Regions from separate parts of the Homo sapiens genome. Here region 2 is linked to region 1. Evidence: read pairs that join two places in POLR2A ChIA-PET (ENCODE). Cell type or tissue: endothelial cell of umbilical vein. All regions are shown on one strand. Each heading gives the region's core, and the rest is flanking DNA. Links, peaks and the distances in the headings are about the cores only. Region 1 has its middle 29 kb from the start of LINC02392. Region 2 has its middle 110 kb from the start of DUSP6.

What was found. Peaks named below come from ENCODE experiments on the same cell type or tissue, not always from the same donor. Only the 100,000 strongest peaks of a DNase experiment are listed, where the experiment ranks them.
Region 2: POLR2A ChIA-PET joins it to region 1 with 7 read pairs; 1 of 35 experiments calls an interaction of 5 or more read pairs at or near these places.

What each region holds. Positions count from the first base shown.
Region 1 is chr12:90,320,513-90,323,435 of GRCh38, forward strand. No RefSeq gene overlaps it. Among named protein-coding and RNA genes, the nearest start is that of LINC02392, 29 kb to the left of the region's middle. In endothelial cell of umbilical vein, for the core only: no CTCF peak of the experiment used is centred there; DNase peaks (open chromatin) are centred at 1,239 and 1,679; H3K27ac peaks cover 539 bases.
Region 2 is chr12:89,243,275-89,246,197 of GRCh38, forward strand. No RefSeq gene overlaps it. Among named protein-coding and RNA genes, the nearest start is that of DUSP6, 110 kb to the right of the region's middle. In endothelial cell of umbilical vein, for the core only: no CTCF peak of the experiment used is centred there; a DNase peak (open chromatin) is centred at 1,487.

The DNA of each region.
Region 1 (2,923 bases), core at 244-2,743:
AAAGTGAAAGGATTTTCCAGATATGATTAAATCTCTAATCTATTGTCTTTAAGTTAATCAAATGGAGATTATCCTGCATAGGTCTAACCTATTTGGATGAATGACCTTGAAGAAGCAAGCAACCATGAATTCTACAGTTGCAAGGAAATAAATTCTGTCAGAAGCATCTTGGAAGAATACCTGAGCTCCTTAAATCAGTGAAGCTTAGCCTTAATTTAGCCCTGTGTAACCCTCAACAGAGAACCCTCTTAAGCTGTGTCTGAAATCTTGATTCATGAAAAACATAAGATAATAAATATATGCTGTTTTATGCCATTTAACGTGTGGTAATTTATTAAATAGCAGTAAAAAACTAATACAGGGTCTTTCCTGAAGTTGTAGTCAAGGCATCAGCTCAGACCAAAGACATCTGAAATCTTGACCAGGTTGATGGACTCTCTTCCAAAACAGCCTACTTAATGTGACTATTGGCTCAAGGCCTCAGTTCCGTGCCATGTGAACCTCTCCCTTGGGCTTCTTGAGTGTCCTCAGTACATAAAAGTAAGTTTCTACCTTTCCATAACTGCCTCATTTACACTGTGACATGGTAGCATGGTATCCTCCAAAGTGAGTGATGAGGGTTGGGGAGGAGAAAGAAAGGTTGAATATGTGCAACATAGAACTCACAATTGCTTTATAAACTATCTTGGAAGTAATGTCTTATCCTTCTAAAGTTAAATTTGCCAGAAATGAATCACTAAGTCTATCCTACACTAAGGGAGGGGGTACAAAGCTCCAATTGTCAAGGAGAAATATCAAAGAATCCATGGATATATCTTAAAAACTATTGTAGGAAAGGTTGATATTTGAGTCTGTAAAATAAAATGACTATAGACAGATTAAAAGAGAAAAGGCATACGAATTTATTGCATGCACATGTGTGCACACAGGAGTCACAAAAAATATGAAACTCAAAGAAGAGCCAGATGACTGAAATTTTAGTTTCATAGAGAAAGGAAAAGAGGGTTGAAGCATGGTGACAGGTTATGGAAAGGGGAGGGGAGGAAAGGCATGGTGAGCAAAGGCTTTGTTGTGATGCAGATGAAGCTTCATGGGTAGCAGTCCTGAGGAAGAATAGATGGGAGCCCATAGTAAAATGTTCTCTGTCAAACTTCCAAAAGTTTCAGACTTTTAGTCTCCTTTTCTGTTAATCACTTCCTAGATTCATATAAGGCAAATAAGGGTGGGGGGTGGGGTCAGATAAAGCCTATTTGCGTCTGCTGTTTATTTCACTAATGTAGATTTCCTTTACAGATGCAAATCTCTTCCACAAAAGGACAGCTTTTCATAGCTATTCCTGTGTCTGCAACCCCTCTAAATAGCCATCTCAAAATATACCAAAGAAACATATTTTGCTGTGGCATATTTTGGTTTCCTTCACCACTAAACTAATATTTAGATTTTGGCTCTTTAAATTTCATACAGGTCTTGGAGTAGTAGCCATTTTAGCACTATATTTTAATTCTAAAATTAGTAAGATTGAGATCCAGCAGCATTTTTTTCATTATCTAGAGACTTTGTTTCCTAAACAATTCACTTATATACATATGTTTTTCTGTGTGTTCATAAAGCATGGTATTTTTTTTCTTTCATTCTTATATATTCTTTATATTACTTTGACCCAAGTAGGTTCTAATCAAGAAATGTTCCCATCTCAAGTGACTCACTTGGCAGGCAAGACAAGTTTACTACCAATAATAATAGGAAGACAGTAGGGTATCAGCAAGAGGATGAAGTTGGAAATATGAGTTGTTTCATAATTTTTTAAGCTACAGAAATTAAAAATATCACTCAAAAATCAAGATGCTCTGCCTTTTCATTAATTAGTGACTAAACTTTACCAGATCCATTAATTTTTATAGAAGAAAAATTTATAGACATTATAGTATTGTATAAATATATTCATTGGGTTAAAATAAAACATATTACTTGAGTGAGAAAATCGCTGGTTTAATTTCCTTAAACTATGTCTTCACATTAGGAAATTAAATATTTCTGTCCCTCAGAGTTCAAGGTATGTGACATTACAGAAATTAATTCATTGTTTTATCTCAGTGCAGAACTTTATGTCTCTAGAATATAAAACAGTGTGATTTCAACAGTAGTTGTGAGAATGCAGGAGCTGCTATTTAGCTTTGGATGCCGGTTTGTTTTCCCTGCATGAATTCATTCATTTATTCATTCAGAAAATAATATATAACAAGTATCTAAGTAAGGCAATAAGAAAGGCACTAGGGATATTTATATGACATATACTGCTTCTTCCTTCAAATACTGTGGTCATGGTGCAATAAGAGCATAAGAGGAGTGCCTTCATCTACCTATGTGAATCAGGAAAGGGTTGGCCAGGGTATTAGCACTTGAAATAAGTCTTAGATGCAGAGAAAATATTTTATAAGCAAATCAATGCTGGAAGAGCATTCAAGGAGAGGGAAGGCAGTGAGCGAAGTTGAGAAAGAGGAAGAGAGAAGGAAATGCAAATAGAAATTGTCAGAGCAAAATATTGGGAAATCTGATCAGAAACCCAGTTAAATACCAAGTCAAAGTCAATCTTCAGATATCACAAAAGAGGTAAAATTTTTGTATTGCTAGTGCTTATTTGGGAATTAAAAAATGGCATGATCTTACTTTTCTAAAGAGCCTGGAGTTATTGTGCTATTTTATGAAGAAGGGCTACTCCATAGCCAGTCAGCATATTACATTAAGTTAGAGTCCAATAAAATAGAAATGACTGAGTACATATCAAATTAAAGAAGAGTTGTTAATACTTTAGATAAATGAGCTTAACTATGCAGTAGACATCTTCTTTCTTTGATATGACAATACACTTATTTATTATGGTTGAATCTAAATGTTTGCTTGCCAATCACATCTGTGTCATCAT
Region 2 (2,923 bases), core at 266-2,765, 1.1 Mb before region 1:
CTTTTTTTCTTAGGTAGTCTGGCTAAATGTTTGCCTATTTTGTTTAACTTTTCAAAAAACAACTTTTTGTTTCATTGATCTTTTATACTGTTTTCTTCATTTCAAATTCCTTTATTTCTGCTCTGATCTTTATTATTTATTTTCTTCTACTAATTTTGAATTCAGTTTGCTCTTGCTTTTCTAGTTCTTTAAGATGCATCATTGGGTTGTTTATTTGAATTTTTTCTTATTTTTCAATGTAGGCACTTACAGCTATAAACTTCCCCCTTAGTATTGCTTTTGCTATATCCCATAGATTTTGGTATGTTGGGTTCTTATTATCATTTATTTCAAGACATTTTTCAATTTCCTTCTTAATTTCTTCATTGAGCATCTCCTCCGAGCCACAGGTCACCCAGTCTACATCATTTCTCATCTGTCAATCACACCACCTCTTAGCTCTTGTGTCAGTCTCCAGGACAACCATACTTCAGCCCCATTTCCTTCTGATATGCTCTGCTTAGCCCAGTGATTCTTCTAGGCAGCTAGTTCTCCTAAATTACTACATTGCTCACAAACACTTAATGGCTCCCATTGCCACATAAAATCCAAACTCCTCTGAGTAGTCCATGAAGCCCTCTGTGATCTCATCCTCATCTCTTGCCACATGCTTATGGCATCCTAAGCTAATCACCAAATACATCATGCTGTTTCGTGTCTTCATACCTCTTATCATGCTGCTCTCTCTGCCCAGAAAAGGAACATCCTTCCTCACCTACCTTCCAAAACTGAAAACCTCTTAGTCCTCTTTCAAGAATCTGCTCAAGCCTGACCTCACCAGCTAGACTTGCCACCTTCTTCCTTTCTGCCCCCACTTTTCCTCTTTCTCTTATTTGCCATTGTATCTATCACACTGAATGGCTTTTGTTTATTTCTGCCTTAACTCCTAGACCATGAGCTCTTTGATAGTAGGAATCAAGTCGTGTTTACCTATGAGTTCTTAGTACCATGCCAAATGCCTGGCACATAGTGGGTGCTCTATAAACATTTATTATGTTGATCTTTCCTAATTCTTTTAGGGACTCTTTTGACAAGAACCTCACTTAAAACTAAATCAGCTTGAAAAGACCAATATCAAAAGATTTATTCCTGCTTTAATTGGTTAGAGTATAATTTCACATTCCAGGAACCCCTGAAATATCTTTTTTTTTCATATTTTTTTCTTAGAAAGTCATTTCATTTTGCCAGTTGGAACAAGCCTAGAAGTTTGGTGTTTTGTTTTGAAACTGAAAATTGCTTTAAGAGGCACTTTGTGCACTTGGACGTGGTTGAGAAGAGACCCACAGAGATGATTAAAGGCTGAAAAACAGACTAAGAAAACTGGAAGAGAAAGCTAAAGGCAATTTAGTAATCAACGTCAAGCATATGAAAGGTTGTTATTACCAAGGAGGGTGACAAGCCCATGCTGTTCATACCCTCTAAGGGGAGAGCAACAGGAAATGAGGCAAGTTGCAGCATAGATGACTTCGGTTAGATAAAGAGGAACTTACTTGGCAGAAAACATTGCTACAAACTGAAGGGTCCAACAGGAATGATGCTTGGTCCCTCCTTCTCCAGAGGTATGTAAACAGGAAAAGTTTCCAACTGCCTGGAATGTTCCCTGTGCAATATTGCCTAAACTAGGGAATAGAATTAACAGTTTTGAGGGACAGTCTCCAGAAAAGACATAGATTTTTGGCACCCAGGACACAGGTGACCTGACAAAGTCCTTCCAACTCCAAAAATCTTGGAGAAAGTATTTCAGAGGAACTGAATTCAACAGTCACATCTTTTCACTACACATTTACTAAGCCTCTTTTCGAAGCCACGCCAGGTTAGATACCATCCCAATTACTAAGGCATAGTTTATGCTAATAGAGGAAAGAGCTGATTACCACATATTCTTTAGAGGCCTATCAGGCATCAGCTCTCCGAATTCTGTCTCACTCATACATGTGCACACATATACAACTACAAAGCAACCGCCAAAGCTACTTGCATTTCCTCTGAGTGACACCGACCCCTAGCTGCTCTAACCTCCAAACCTTTGCATGTGGTATTTCCTCTACCTCTAATTCCCTTCCCCCACTTCCTTACTTTGTAAATCCCTTCTTGTCCCTAAAGATACTGCTCAGGCATTACCTCCTCCAAGCTGCCCTCTTGCCACAGCTACTATTCCCTTCACCCCAACTCTAGATTATGATACTCTTTCATGATCCCTGGCTGAAAGCATTAGGAACTGAATCAAAATAATCCAAAAGAGAACTTGTTGGAAGTATAATGTATCAGCAGCTCAATAGCAGATAGAGGAACAAGCTTGCAAATGCCCAAGATTTAGGGGAGTTAAAGCCAAGAACCAGAACCAATAATCCAAAAGAGAACTTGTTGGAAGTATAATGTATCAGCGGCTCAATAGCAGATAGAGGAACAAGCTTGCAAATGCCCAAGATTTAGGGGAGTTAAAACCAAGAACCAGAGGGTATAATTGTCTTATATTTGAAAGCATCAGGACTGGATGTTTCTACCTCACTTCAGTTCAGAATGCCCTGAATATACTCTCTCCATCCTAGTATCAACATCCTAAAAGAGGGTCTCATCGGCCAACCTTGGGTCTCATGACTAGTCTGAACTAGCCTGTGACTGTGCTAGGGTGGGAGAGGAAGATCACTCTTTTCAGTTTGTCTAGTGAGCATTGGTCACTAGAAATTATCATCCCACTTAAATTCACACAAAGGAGGAGAGGTGATTCCCCCCAAAAAGAAATTGTAATAAAATAGGAGAGGCAAGGTAAGCTAAGCAGCTCTCTCTTACGTTCATTACATTGTGGTATGATCCTTGGTTTTCCTGTCTGTGTTCTTAGTAAGTTCATGTGCACTCTGAAGGCAGCAATTGTATCTTTTATTTG